2 separate regions of the Homo sapiens genome follow, and region 1 is linked to region 2. The links are chromatin contacts, found by Hi-C or POLR2A ChIA-PET in ENCODE. All regions are on one chromosome and are shown on one strand. The core of a region is the stretch at or near the end of the contact, and the rest is flanking DNA. Distances in the headings are between cores, read along the strand shown.

Evidence for each region. Hi-C counts contacts between places; a loop is a spot of excess contacts on that map. ChIA-PET counts read pairs that join two places held with the same protein, here RNA polymerase II (POLR2A). Pooled maps may share reads with other maps.
Region 1: a loop to region 2 is called in a pooled map, with 2.4 times the contacts of the local background. The contact joins two enhancer-like sites. A Hi-C loop is called at or near these places in 3 of 50 pooled maps. POLR2A ChIA-PET finds 5 or more read pairs at or near these places in 2 of 52 experiments (OCI-LY7 and T-cell).

Annotation. Positions count from the first base shown.
Region 1 is chr3:129,675,756-129,679,004 of GRCh38, reverse strand. All of the region lies in intron 4 of TMCC1 (transmembrane and coiled-coil domain family 1), which reads left to right. Among named protein-coding and RNA genes, the nearest start is that of PLXND1, 71 kb to the right of the region's middle. Within about 2 kb of position 1,849, at least 2 of the 41 ENCODE cell types and tissues checked have a DNase peak (open chromatin) inside an H3K27ac peak, as active enhancers do.
Region 2 is chr3:129,488,540-129,491,981 of GRCh38, reverse strand. The region is part of intron 16 of IFT122 (intraflagellar transport 122); the gene reads right to left. Among named protein-coding and RNA genes, the nearest start is that of RHO, 38 kb to the left of the region's middle. RefSeq lists silencers at 1,620-1,689, 2,096-2,304 and an enhancer at 1,402-1,696. Within about 2 kb of position 1,586, at least 16 of the 41 ENCODE cell types and tissues checked have a DNase peak (open chromatin) inside an H3K27ac peak, as active enhancers do.

The sequences.
Region 1 (3,249 bases), core at 600-3,099, 190 kb before region 2:
CCTGACTGACCTAGAGAGCCACTGGAAAGTTACAGGTATAAAAAGAGTGTCGTAATCTGACTTATGTTTTAAAAGAACTACTCTGGCTGCTCTGCAGATAATTATAAAAATATTATTGCAGTTATAGGAGACTGTTGCATTGCTAGGACAATATGGTGTATACATAGTGGTTAATAACACATACTCTGTAGCTAGACTATCTGGGTTCAGACATTGAGTCTGGTACTTCTTTAATTTGTGATCTTGAACAACTTAAATTCCCTATGCTTTGGTTTTCTTAGCCATAAAATTAGGATAAATAATAATACCCATTCCATAGTGTTACTATAAAGAATTAAACAATGAGGCCGGGCACGGTGGCTCACACCTGTAATCCCAGCACTTTGGGAGGCTGAGGCGGGTGGATCATGAGGTCGGGAGTTTAAGACCAGCCTGGCCAAGATGGTGAAACTCCGTCTCTACTAAAAATACAAAAAATTAGCCGGGCATGGTGGCACACGCCTGTAATCCCAGCTACTCGGGAGGCTGAGGCAGAAGAATTGCTTGAACTCAGAGGGTGGAGGTTGCAGTGAGCCGAGATTATGCCACTGCACTCCAGCCTGGGCAACAGAGTGAGACGCCATCTCAAAAAAAAAAAAAAAAAAAGAATTAAACAATGTACATGCCAAGGGTTTAGAACAGTGCTTAGCACATAGCAAGTATACTATATGTATTAGCAACTATGATTATTAATGTTGTTATTAAGTGGATATGGATATAAGGTATATGAGAAAAAAAAAAGAATTGGCCAGGCGTGGTGGCTCATGCCTGTAATCCCAGCACTTTGGGAGTCCAAGGAGGGTGGATCACTTGAGGCCAGGAGTTCGAGACCAGCCTGGCCAACATGGCAAAACCCCGCCTCCACTAAAAATTAGCCAGGTGTGGTGGCATACACCTATAATCCCATGTAATTTGGGAGGCTGAGGCATGAGAATCGCTTGAACCCAGGAGGCAGAGGTTGCAGTGAGCCAAGATCATGCTACTGCACCCCAGCCTGGGCGACAGAGCGAGACTCTGTCTCAAAAACAAATAAAAAATGAACCGACTGTTGGACATGCAAGTAGAGATACTAAGTAGGTAGTTGGATATCTGAGTCTAGTATTAAGGGAAGTGTGAGCTAGTGGTGTACATTTAGAATTCATCAGCAAATAAATGATTTTTAAGAGTAAGAAGAGTAATTAGTCCTAACGTGGGATTAGGGGTATATCATTCGAACAGCTCTTCCTTGGACCCTCTACTCTTCACAAGCTTCCTAACAAGCCATGACAACCAGCTCAGGGAGAGCCAGATTATCATAGACCCTATTGAGCATTTTGGATCCCTTCATTACTTTAGAATTTCATCTTATCACAATTGCTTGAAATAAATAGAATTAAGCTAAGGCTGAGAAATATTCTGTTTTAATGACACTGTATCATTGAAGTATTTGTAGCAGGAATTAACTTGTAAAGGAGAACTTATTGAGCAGTTCTATAGTCACATTGGCTTGTCTGCACATGAATATTATATGTATTTTTTAATTCTCAGTAATAAAAGCACCTTTTTTGTTACCGTCTCCTTTTCCTGGTTAGCACATGCTCAGAAAATAGAAAATTTTTAACATTTTCCCACATTAACAGACTTCAGACTAATTGTATATAATATACTTCATTCTAAAGTCTTGTGAGAATGATTCTTGAATATTATAGCCTGAGTCACTATTCTTTTTTGGGGGACCCTGTCACCCAGGCTGGAATGCAGTGACACAATCTCAGCTCACTGAAGCCTTGACCTTCCAGGCTCAAGCAATCCCCCCACCTCAGCCTCCTGAGTAGCTGGGACTACAGACGTGTGCCACCATACCCGGCCAAATTTTTTTTTTTTTTTTAGAGACAGGGTTTCGGCATGTTGCCCAGGCTAGTCTTGAACTCCTGAGCGCAAGTGATCTGCCCATCTCGGCCTCCCAAAGTGCTGGGATTAGAGGCATGAGCCACCACACCTGGTCAATTTATTAATTTTTTCTAGTTACAAATAGGTATTTGGATTTTGATTAATGAACGTACAGGCCAGGTTAAGTGATGGAAGAAGGTAACTAATTAGTTTACCATGTTTGGCAGGCATCATCTGACTTAATACATCTTTAACATTTTTTCAAAAAATCTCATTAGAAAATGATAACCCTGTTGTATAGATGAGAAAACTAAGGTTGAAAGAGAACAAGTAGGTGACCCAAAACCACACAGCTAGTAAGGTGATAAAGCTAGGTTTGAACCTAGGTCTTCTTATTCTTGCCCTTTCCACCACATTGCCTTTACACGTGATTATTCTCAAAGCTGGGTGCTATTGTGTTCTGACACTTTCATCTACTTAGAGAAAGTAGACAGAGCTAAGTAACAAAGCTAAGTTAAATGCTGCGCTCTAAATGGCACCACTCTGCCCTGATTATGTTGAGGTGTTGCTGTTTAGATTTTCTCTTGGGTTGTTTTCTGTCAATTAATTCAGATCAGTTAATAGATAAATTTAAGTCTGACAAACTATCTCTTAATATTAAGAGATACAATGCAGACAAAGCAGCATAGTCTGTTACAGCAACAGATCAGAATTGTGGCTTCTGACCATATCCCTAGCTTTTTAGCGCATTGCCTTGCATATAATAAACAGTCAAAATATATTTAACTGACTGATTTTTACCTTTTTCTATACAAATTAATTACAAATTCTAATATCAGCTGTGAATGGGCAGTATTTGCTGCACTGATGCTCTGGACTCTGACAGGAGAGTACAAAAGCCCCTCAGGATATGGTCAGAAAAAGACACCCTGTTGAGTAGCTGGGACTGCTGCTGCTTTCCTCATCCTGCCTTGTAATAACTGGTGGTGGGAGGCAATCAAGTCATTTGTAAATTAGTGATAACAACATCTGTAATTTTTTTTTTTTTTTTTTTTTTTTTGAGACAGAGTCTCGCTCTGTCGCCCAGGCTGGAGTGCAGTGGCGCGATCTCGGCTCACTGCAAGCTGTGCCTCCCAGGTTCACGCCATTCTCCTGCCTCAGCCTCCTGAGTAGCTGGGACTACAGGCACCCGCCACCACGCCCAGCTAATTTTTTGTATTTTTAGTAGAGATGGGGTTTCACCGTGTTAGCCAGGATGGTCTCGATCTCCTGACCTCGTGATCCGCCTGCCTCGGCCTCTCAAAGTGCTGAGATTACAGGCGTGAGCCACTGCGCCTAGCC
Region 2 (3,442 bases), core at 337-2,836:
CACCCAGCGAGGCATGGCTTTATCCATGGGATTGGACCATGTAAAGAACAGCAAAGACATCCCAGTTGCATCAGTCATTTTGAGATCAGGTAAAACAAAACCGTGATGCCACAGTCTGTGGCGGTGCCTCCTTGGGAGACTCTAGACCCAAAGAAGAACAAGCCGGTCTGACCCTCTGGGGGGTCACGCAGCATCACAGCAGGAGAGGATGAGATGCATGGACTGATGAGAGACTGCCTATACATCTTGGCAACATGGGTAGAATGCAGGGGACAGCTATGCCTACCCAGTGGTGCCACAGACACAGGGGACCCAGAGCCCCTGGTACCACAGAGGGAGCAGAGGAGGGGAAAGCTGAGAGGGTATAAAGACAGATTCTGGAAGAAGGTGGAGGGGTAGGGAATGAATCCCACCAAGTCTGTGGAAGGCAAACTCTTTATGTAAACCCTAAAATTGCAGCCCTTGCCTTGAACTCACAGTAAAGCCAGAGACTTTAACTCATGGACCTCTAGAAGTTTCTGAGGAACAAGCAGACTGGTGTTAGCTAAGCTAGTTTTGCTGCTTTCAGATTCTGCCCAGGGTTTGGAGGAGCACAAGCCACCAGGTCAGGCTGCTTTCAGGTGGCTTTGCTGTCACCATTTATTGCCCCATTCAAAATGGGCTGACCTGTGCCTAGAGGAGGCAGCAGCTCCAGAGCCCTTTGAACTGAACACGCAGAGCAATCCTGACCACTTGCAGCCTCTGCTCAGCAGCATGGCATCCTCCCTCCTGAAAAGACCTCGGGAGATGAGCAAGTCCCCGGCCTGCCTTGCAGGTGACCACAATGCAACTTTATCTTTTCATCCCACAGGACCAGGCTTCCTGTCAAGAGACTGAGGACCCAGGGAGAAACATGTCTCGGCCCCTGTCCCCCTCCACAATTCAGAGGTCCACATTCTAACAGGGAAAGCTGGTCAATTAAACAGATCATGACACCTCCCAGAGCTAAGAGCTCTCCAACTACGAACCACATGCCTGGAGAACACGGATGAATGGTCTGAGCATGAGCAGGGGTGGGAGGCAGCGTTAAGGGAGGCATCAGAGTCAGAACCTGGCAAACAAGTGTTTGTGAAGAGGAATTCGTAGAAAAGGGCAATGCGGGCATCACATGGGCCAAGGAACACAGGGCTAAGACTACCTGTGTCCCAAGCTGTAGGTCTTACACATCACCCTCTAGATCTGGGTTTCCTTAAAGCGCCTTGAGAGGGCAACCCTGCAAAGCCCAGCACAGTGGCCAAGAGGGAAAGGAGCATTCGAGGTCTGAGTCCTCGCTCTGAGCCTACTTCTCTGCTTCTGGGCTCCAACCATCTTCTTTGTGGAAAGGGGCCTGCTACTGACACCCTCTCAAGGGTCTTTCTAGCTGTAGCTCAGCTGTGCTAGTGTCTAGGATTTGCCCATTAATAAATCTGTTTCCGAGTTCCTTCAACCTGACACATTTTGCAGCGTCAGGGTGCCTGGTCAGAGTCACAAGGCCCCTGAATGAGCTCAGCAGAGGGAAGCCTGGGAATAGGGAGGAACCTGCAGCTCTGCTCAGGGTCTGGCGGGAGCTCAGCAGCTCTTCTCTGCCATCTAGTGGGGATGGCTGTCCATCTCTAGGAACCACTATATCCAAGCTGGTGAGCCTGAGTGCCTGGCACAGAGTAAAGAGGTGGGGTACTCGGGATTTAGATGAAATAGTAACATCCAGCCTATCTTCAATATCATGTGGCTTTTTCAAAACAGCATGTTGTACACAATAGATATATACCACATACACTTACTTTTCAACTATAGTAAATCTGGCTGGGTGTGGTGGTTTATACCTGTAATCCCAGCACTTTGGGAGGCTGAGGCAAGAAGACTGCTTGAGCCCAGGAGTTCAAGACCTGCCTGGGCAACACAGTGAGTCCCCGTCTCAATATTTAAACAAATATATAAAAATATATATATTTATAAAAATATCAGTAAACACTCATATTAAACCTTGTGGCTTTTTACAATCCTTTCTATTCTAGGGATTTGTCGTCTCCCTCCCTGCTGGCATTTCTGGGTGGGGCAGGAGAGGGAAGCTCCCTCCATAGAGATGCCTCCTCCCTCCTCTGAATTCTTTTTTTTTTTTTTTTTTAAGTCAGAGTCTTGCTCTATGGCCCAGGCTGGAGTGCAGTGGCACCATCTCGGCTCACTGCACGCTCCGCCTCCCAGGTTCACGCCATTCTCCTGCCTCAGCCTCCGGAGTAGCTGGGACTACAGGCGCCTGCCACCATGCCCGGCTAATTTTTTGTATTTTTAGTAGAGACGGGGTTTCACCGTGTTAGCCAGGATGGTCTCGATCTCCTGACCTTGTGATCCGCACACCTCGGCCTCCCAAAGTGCTAGGATTTACAGGCGTGAGCCACCGCGCCTGGCCCCTCCTCTGAATTCTTACAGCCTCCTCCATCTCCACTTTCCTACACTGAGGACATCTAAAAATATAATCTAGATCATTGTTACACAACGATCACTTCCCTTGTTTAGTAATGGCTAGCATCTGCACAACCATCCCTGATTTAAATTCCCCTTTACAACATCTCAGTTAAGCCTCATGACTGCAGCGGGCATTCTCACCACCCCCATTTCAGAACTGGGAGGACTGGGGCTCCAAGGAAAGTGGCTGGCCTGAGGTCCCAGAGCCCCTTATGTGACACAGCTCGTTCTCAGCCAGGCTTCTTAGTCCTGGTCTGGTCCAGTCTCCTCTCTTCATGCCTACAAGTCTTGATCTAACCCAAGGCGGGCATCACGTCCCTCTTTGCCACTCCTTCAATGTCAGCCCGGGAATATGGACAAAATGAGCAGCTCATTAATTGACTGTGGGGAGATAAAGAGGGAAGGGGTAGGGGAGTGGAGGTTGGAAGCCATTCCTTCCTCCATCTGAGGTTCTAGATGGAAACACAGCTCAGGAACATACCTGGGCTTTTCCTTATGTGCAGAGAGGGGTCAGATGTTTTCAGCCATCTCTCTAGCTTTCATAGACTAGGCCAGGAAAGGACACAACGAATCAAGTCCATGAATCCCGCCATGAAGGTACGTGGGAAGTGCCCACATTGCTGTCAGAATCAGAGACCTTGACCATCTCTCCCACCTTAGTTGGCAGATGCTAAGAAAAGCAGCATTGTGTGCAGCATCATGGCCAGTGACTACACCGATAATAAAAGCCGCCATTTACGGAGTGCCTGTGATGTGCCAGGCTACTAGTCAGGTGCTTCCCACAGAGAACAGCTAATAAGAGTGACAGCCAGAATCTGACATGCTGCTCCTGGGTCAGGCTTTACAGGCATCCTCCCATTTGATCCTCACAGCTTTGTGAGGATGGGGCCTGTCATCATCCTACGTCTATAGAGAAGCAATCTTAGAAAGGGTGTCACCTACCCAGGCCCACAGTGAGGAA